Linked DNA regions of Homo sapiens: region 1 is linked to region 2. The links are chromatin loops, found by intact Hi-C in ENCODE. Cell type or tissue: CD14-positive monocyte. All regions are shown on one strand. Links, peaks and the distances in the headings refer to the core of each region. The heading gives the core; the rest is flanking DNA. Region 1 overlaps LINC00607 (long intergenic non-protein coding RNA 607). Region 2 overlaps LINC00607 (long intergenic non-protein coding RNA 607).

The links. Hi-C counts contacts between places; a loop is a spot of excess contacts. Peaks named below come from ENCODE experiments on the same cell type or tissue, not always from the same donor. Only the 100,000 strongest peaks of a DNase experiment are listed, where the experiment ranks them.
Region 1: a loop joins it to region 2, with 1.8 times the contacts of the local background. A loop is called at or near these places in 5 of 110 quality-filtered maps.

Annotation. Positions count from the first base shown.
Region 1 is chr2:215,735,356-215,738,277 of GRCh38, reverse strand. The region is part of intron 5 of LINC00607 (long intergenic non-protein coding RNA 607); the gene reads left to right. Among named protein-coding and RNA genes, the nearest start is that of LINC01614, 19 kb to the right of the region's middle. In CD14-positive monocyte, for the core only: CTCF peaks have their summits at 1,236 and 1,439; a DNase peak (open chromatin) is centred at 1,117; H3K27ac peaks cover 686 bases.
Region 2 is chr2:215,783,725-215,786,646 of GRCh38, reverse strand. The region is part of intron 1 of LINC00607 (long intergenic non-protein coding RNA 607); the gene reads left to right. Among named protein-coding and RNA genes, the nearest start is that of LINC00607, 58 kb to the left of the region's middle. In CD14-positive monocyte, for the core only: no CTCF peak of the experiment used is centred there; no DNase peak of the experiment used is centred there.

The sequences.
Region 1 (2,922 bases), core at 113-2,612, 48 kb after region 2:
AATTTATTATTGGAAACTAGTAAAAAACAATGCGTATTAGTCTGTTCTTGCATTGCTATAAAGAATTACCTGCGACTGGGTAATTTGTAAAGAAAAGAGGTTTGATTGGCTCATGGTTCTGCAGGCTGTAGAGATAACATGACTGGAGAGGCCTCAGGAAACTTACAACCATGGCGGAAGGCAAAGGGGAAGCTGGCACGTCCTACATGCCTGGAGCAGGAGGAAGAGAGAGCAGGGAGAGGTGTTGCACACCTTTAAACAACTAGATCTCATGAGAACTCACTCACTATCATGAGAACAGCAAGGGGGAAATCCCCCCTGCCCCCCCCCCCCGCCCATGATCTAAACACCTCCCACCAGGCCCCTCCTCCAACACTGGGGATTATAATTCGACATGAAATTTGGTCAGGGACACAAATCCAAACCATATCACAATGGTATTGGAAGAGAGGAAGAAATCAAACAGGGAATGGAGGGGCAAAAGAGAGGTTAGTGGCAGCAGCAGATCAGTACCAGGAGGCATCTGGGGAGGAGATAGTATGAGCAGAGGCAGGAAACCAGGGCTTCTGGATGCAGTCAGTAACCATGGCAAAAGCTGCCTTCCGGAGCCAGGTGGGATCAGGGAGGGAGGAGCTTCTTTGCTAGACTAGAACCAGAAAAGGGAGGGAGCAAATATCCTGACTTTTCCTTTCCCCAGCCCTCCAATACGTCTCTAAGTGCTTACAATTGCCTGAACCTAACAGGAAGCCAATCGTTTCTAACTGCAATACAATTTTAGCAAAACAATACTAATTGTCACATTAAATTAATCTTGTTAATTTGAACTGTATTGGTTTGGTAGTTTTGTTTCTAATTTGTAAATTTGTTTTGGTATTACAGTTGTTTAGCATAATGAGTTTATATCTAGTTTTACATTTGTATATATTTTTAAAGTAACATTCTAATGAAAGTAATTCATCAACATTAGGGGCTCAGAAGAATATTTTTCCTCCAAAAACAGGGTATACATTACTCAAGTTTGACAATAATGACATAAAATTCTGATAGCAGGAATCACCCAGGACTTAATTGGGAGAACTGGGAAAGAGAATCTGAGGATTGCCTAAGACTTGAGTCACAGAGGGTAGGGAGTTCTCAGTTTTGCTTAGGATGACTATTTTAAAGACACACTTCAAAAAGGGAGGATGTTTACTAAAACTCCAGCTCATAGGCAGACGTTGCTTTTTTATCAGAAGTATGTAATAAAATATTTTAAGTGGGGTCAATATAAATGTTGTTAACCATGAGGCTTGCCCCCAAGTTTGATTTTCTACGTGGGTGATCTGCAATATGTTCTTTTTAAAAATGACCGGCTTTGCAGCCTTTCTGGTCACCAGCAGGAGGTATTTTTGACAGACCTGAAGGTGACCCTGGAGGCCAGACTGGGAATATCTCGCCTTTAGCCTCTAGTACAATGGGACTTGGAGAGTAAGGAAAATCAGTTGCCCCATATTGGGTGAAGCCTTGTGTTCACTGATAGAAGCATTTTGTCTAAATTCCTGTCTATCCCATATGGAAAACAAATACAAAACAGATCCTTACCCATTCCTCCAATGATTGAGATACAAATAACCTTTATATAAAGCAGAATAAGTAACTTCATTTTTAAACTCAAAATAATTATAAACTATTTGAAGTATACAGAAAATAATATAATAGCATTTTTTATATATAGCATCCAGCTTTAAAAACTATGTTTTATGATATTCATTTCAGACCTCTCCCTCTCTTTCTTAAAAAAAATTTCAGGTATAACCCAAGCTTAATGTTTATTATTGACCATTTCTTTAAAATTTAATTTTCCATTAGAATTCTTCTTTGACTCATGAATTATTTTGGAAATTAAAAATTTTCCAGAAGACTGGGATCTTTTGGGCTGTGTTTTGGGTTGATGTTGGTCAGAGAATACAGTCCATGTGATACCAGTTCTCTGATATTTCCTGAGATTTGATTTGTTGCCTAGGTAATTTTTTTACTTTTATTTGTGCTTGAAAATCAATATTTACAATCAAATGGTTGGGATAAGGTTCCATATATTTCTATTAGCTTAATCATATTCATTGCATTGTTCAAATTATCTATATGCTTATTACTTTTTTATCTCTTTGACATATCAATTTCTGAGAAAGAGATCTTAAAATATTCCACTGTGGGTGTGTATTTGTCAATTTCTCCTTGTATTTTAATTTTTGTTTTGTGTGTTTTGGAGCTATAATGTTGTGGGGGGAAAAAAGGCATAGGATTATGCTATTTTCCTGGAGAATTTTCTTTTTAATTTTAGGTAATAGCCTTTATTATTCTGCAAAATACTTAAAGTCTGTTTTATCTACTATGTATGCCAATATACAAGCTTTCATTTGTTTATAATTTGCCTGGTATTCAGATGCTCCTTGACTTACAATGGGGTTACATTCTGATGAACCCATCATAAGTTGAAAACATCATGTCAAAAATGTATTTAATACACCTAACCTAATGAACATCATTGCTTAGCCTAGCCTACCTTAAACATGCTCAGAACACTTACATTAGCCTACAGTTTAGCAAAATTATCTAATGCGAAGCCGATTTTATGGTAAAGTGTTGAATATCTCATGTAATTTATTAAATACTATACTGAAAGTGAAAAACAAAATGGTTGCATGAGTACTTGAAGTACAGTTTCTACTAAATGGAGGGCCTAATGAATATGTATTGCTTTCACACCATAGTAAAGTCAAACAATCATAAGTTGAACCATTATAACTCAGGGACCATCTATATATATATTTTTTCATTTTTTCTACCTTTCAGTGTCATTGTGTTCTAGGTGGGTCTTCTGTAAGAAGCATTCATGTGGATTATTATTTTGTCTGTTTATTTTTAATCTAATCAGAGAGGCTC
Region 2 (2,922 bases), core at 125-2,624:
ATGGAAAATTTGAGAAAATTGGAAGCTTTAGAAAGAGTCCAATTGTGTGTCCCTGTTTACTTTCAAAAATAAAACTCTGCCTTATATTAAAGTCATTCTGTTTTGTTATAGTGCTCAGGGCACCAGCCTTGGGATTTACAGTCCAGTGTACTCCAAAGCATTGTTGGACCCAAGAGTGGGGTTAGAAGCCTGAACCATATACTTCTGAGGGTCTCTCAAAGCCTGCAAAGAGTAGGAGGAATGCAAGGTCCTAGCTGGTAACCTTGGGACTGATAAAGGATGCCAGAATAAAGTACCTTCTCTTGGAGATCTGGAGAGTAGGGCTTCCCCAGCAGAGCAGTGCGGGGGGTCTGCAAGCTGGAAGGGAGGAGTTCGGATGCTCTGAGCTGTGTCTCACCATGGATCTAGCACAGCCCAAAAGCTGGCCCTCACTAAGTCAATTGTGGAAACTCCCCACAGGAGGATCCTGTGGTGTGAGGTCTGAGCACACGCTGAAATGTCCATGGGGATAATGAATCGCTTTATCTAATGGGAAGCAGAAGCTTCTCTGAAAACAATTCCTGCATTTTCTATTGTGACCAGGAAGCTCAAAGCACTCCATATGTCTCAGAAGCAAATGGCACATACTGGAGTTATATTAAACTCTAGAGCAACTTCTGAAGTAAGTCTTCTCAGGCTCAGAATCTACTGTTGGGGACTGACTATGGAGAACTGTTCTCTGAATGATGAGTTAATTTCTTTCCTGAACTTCATTTACACATACAATGAGCACATATTGCAAGAGGTAATGTGCTTAGCCCCGTGAGTTAAATAGATGATTCGGCAAACTCAGGCAGGTGAGCTCAGAAAACAACTCTTGGAGCAGACTCTGTGTGTGTGTGTGTGTGTGTGTGTGTGTGTGTGTGTGTGTCTGTGTTCTAGACAGAATAGGGATGGCACCCACTGTAGGAAGAAGCAGGTACCCATTGCTTTTGAGCTTTTCCTCACTTTTACATTTGGAGGAGTTCTTGACTTTTCTTCATCCTTCTGAAATCTCAGTGCTTCTTCCAGGGTTTGTTTTCTAAGGGTATAATTTCTTGGAAGAGACAAATGTCTTTATTTCCTGAACTGCTGGGGCTTGTGACTGAATGGGAATAAGAGTATAAATCAACTATGCCAGTTGTGGGGCTGAAGACCAGGAAGTGCTTTGTAGGCATGAAGGGCTTCACCAATTTTTAGGAATAATGCATTTTTATATGAGTTTTATACGGAAAATTTGTCAATTAGTTCTAATTATGCAGCATTCTGAAATTCTCTGAGACTTAGCCAGAACTGATGGAAACTCAGTAACGAAAGACTGAAACACTATCTTATTTCTATATTTCTATGCCTCCTTCACGTCCAGATCTGTTAATGACATTCTGAGTCTATACTACTTGTCTCTGGAGGTAGTGTATCAGTTAGAAGGGCTTTCGCCTGCAAGTAACAAATGCATCTAAAAATGGCTAGAGCAAATATTGAGTTAATTTTTCTCACGTCTTCAAAAGTCTGGAGGTAGCAGTTTTCTGATTGGTTCATTAGCTCCATATTGCCAGCACTCGTGTCTCTGGGATTCTCTCGAGTTTTTCCTGATGGTTACAAGATGGCTGCTGCAGCTCCAGGCATCAGGTCCTCTATTTAAAAAAAAAAAAAAAAGTTGGTGAGTATGTTGGTTTTAATATATGGCCTCAAATTCTTTCACATACCTCTTGTCTTTAAGTGGGGTCTATGTCCTTTTCCCTCGACTCTCAGTGGGTTTGTGCCCATTTGAACCCATAGAGTATGGTAGAAGTGACACTGTGTGATTTCTGAGGCTAGATCATAAAACGACATGCAGCCTCTGGCTGGTTCTCTTGGAACACTTGCTCTCTGGACACTCCCCTTGGGATTCTTCCTTTTGGGATCCTCACTCTCAAACTCAGATGAGATATCCACAGGAAGGATAGAAAGCCTGTTAGGAGCGTGCTACAAAATGGAAGACATTTGTGGAATTTAGGAACATGAGTCAGCAACTGTGGATAATAGCTTTATATTAAAGGAGCAGCAGTACTCTGTGCCCATAAAGTGCACACAGCAAGACATCCTTGAGCTTTGTGTTTATTCTCTGACCGTACATGTTTTTTTAATCAGTTTGCAAGGCTCAGCTCCACTCCAGAGGCAGGCATTCTGCTTTCCAGAGAACAGCTGGACTTTCTCAGAGAATATGCAGACAAGTCAGGCACCCTTTTTCTTTGCCCGTAGCAATATAAGAATGCACTGGCAGACTTATTTCTTCTCACTACTAAGGATCTATTTTATAACTCCCTGCCTTCTAGAATGTCTTTCCTTGTTTTTTTTTTTTGTTTTGTTTTTTTTTCCCTGTGTTGCCAATGCCTTTCTTTTCCAATCACCTTTGAAAGACATTTTTTTTCTCCCTTGAGCATATCTCCAGTCTTTTCTCTGGCAGCTACTATTCATTATTTAACTTATTTCTGTATTTTTTTCTTCTTTTTTATTTCAACTTTGTGAAAAATATAGGGGAAAATCTTGCTCTGGTGTCCTCAGCATGTCCTGTTTTGGCTTGCTCTCAGTTTCCTAGAGACTAGCATAGTGGCTTGCACATGGTAGACACTCAAAAAATGCATTCAGTGTGAATGAATGAATGAATAAATGATGGATGGATGGATGGATGATTAAATGTTTATATGGAAAGTATGGACTCAAACTAAAATGCAGCACAGCAATTAAATCAATGACTCCATACAACAGGTCAGGAGTTTAAGTGTGATGTTGCAGCTCTTCTGTTGTGAGATCTTGTGAATTTGCGCATTTCTTTTTTTTTTTTCTTTTGAGACAGAATCTTGCTCTGTCCCCAGGCTGGAGTACAGTGGCGTGATCTCGGCTCACTGCAACCTCTGCCTCCTC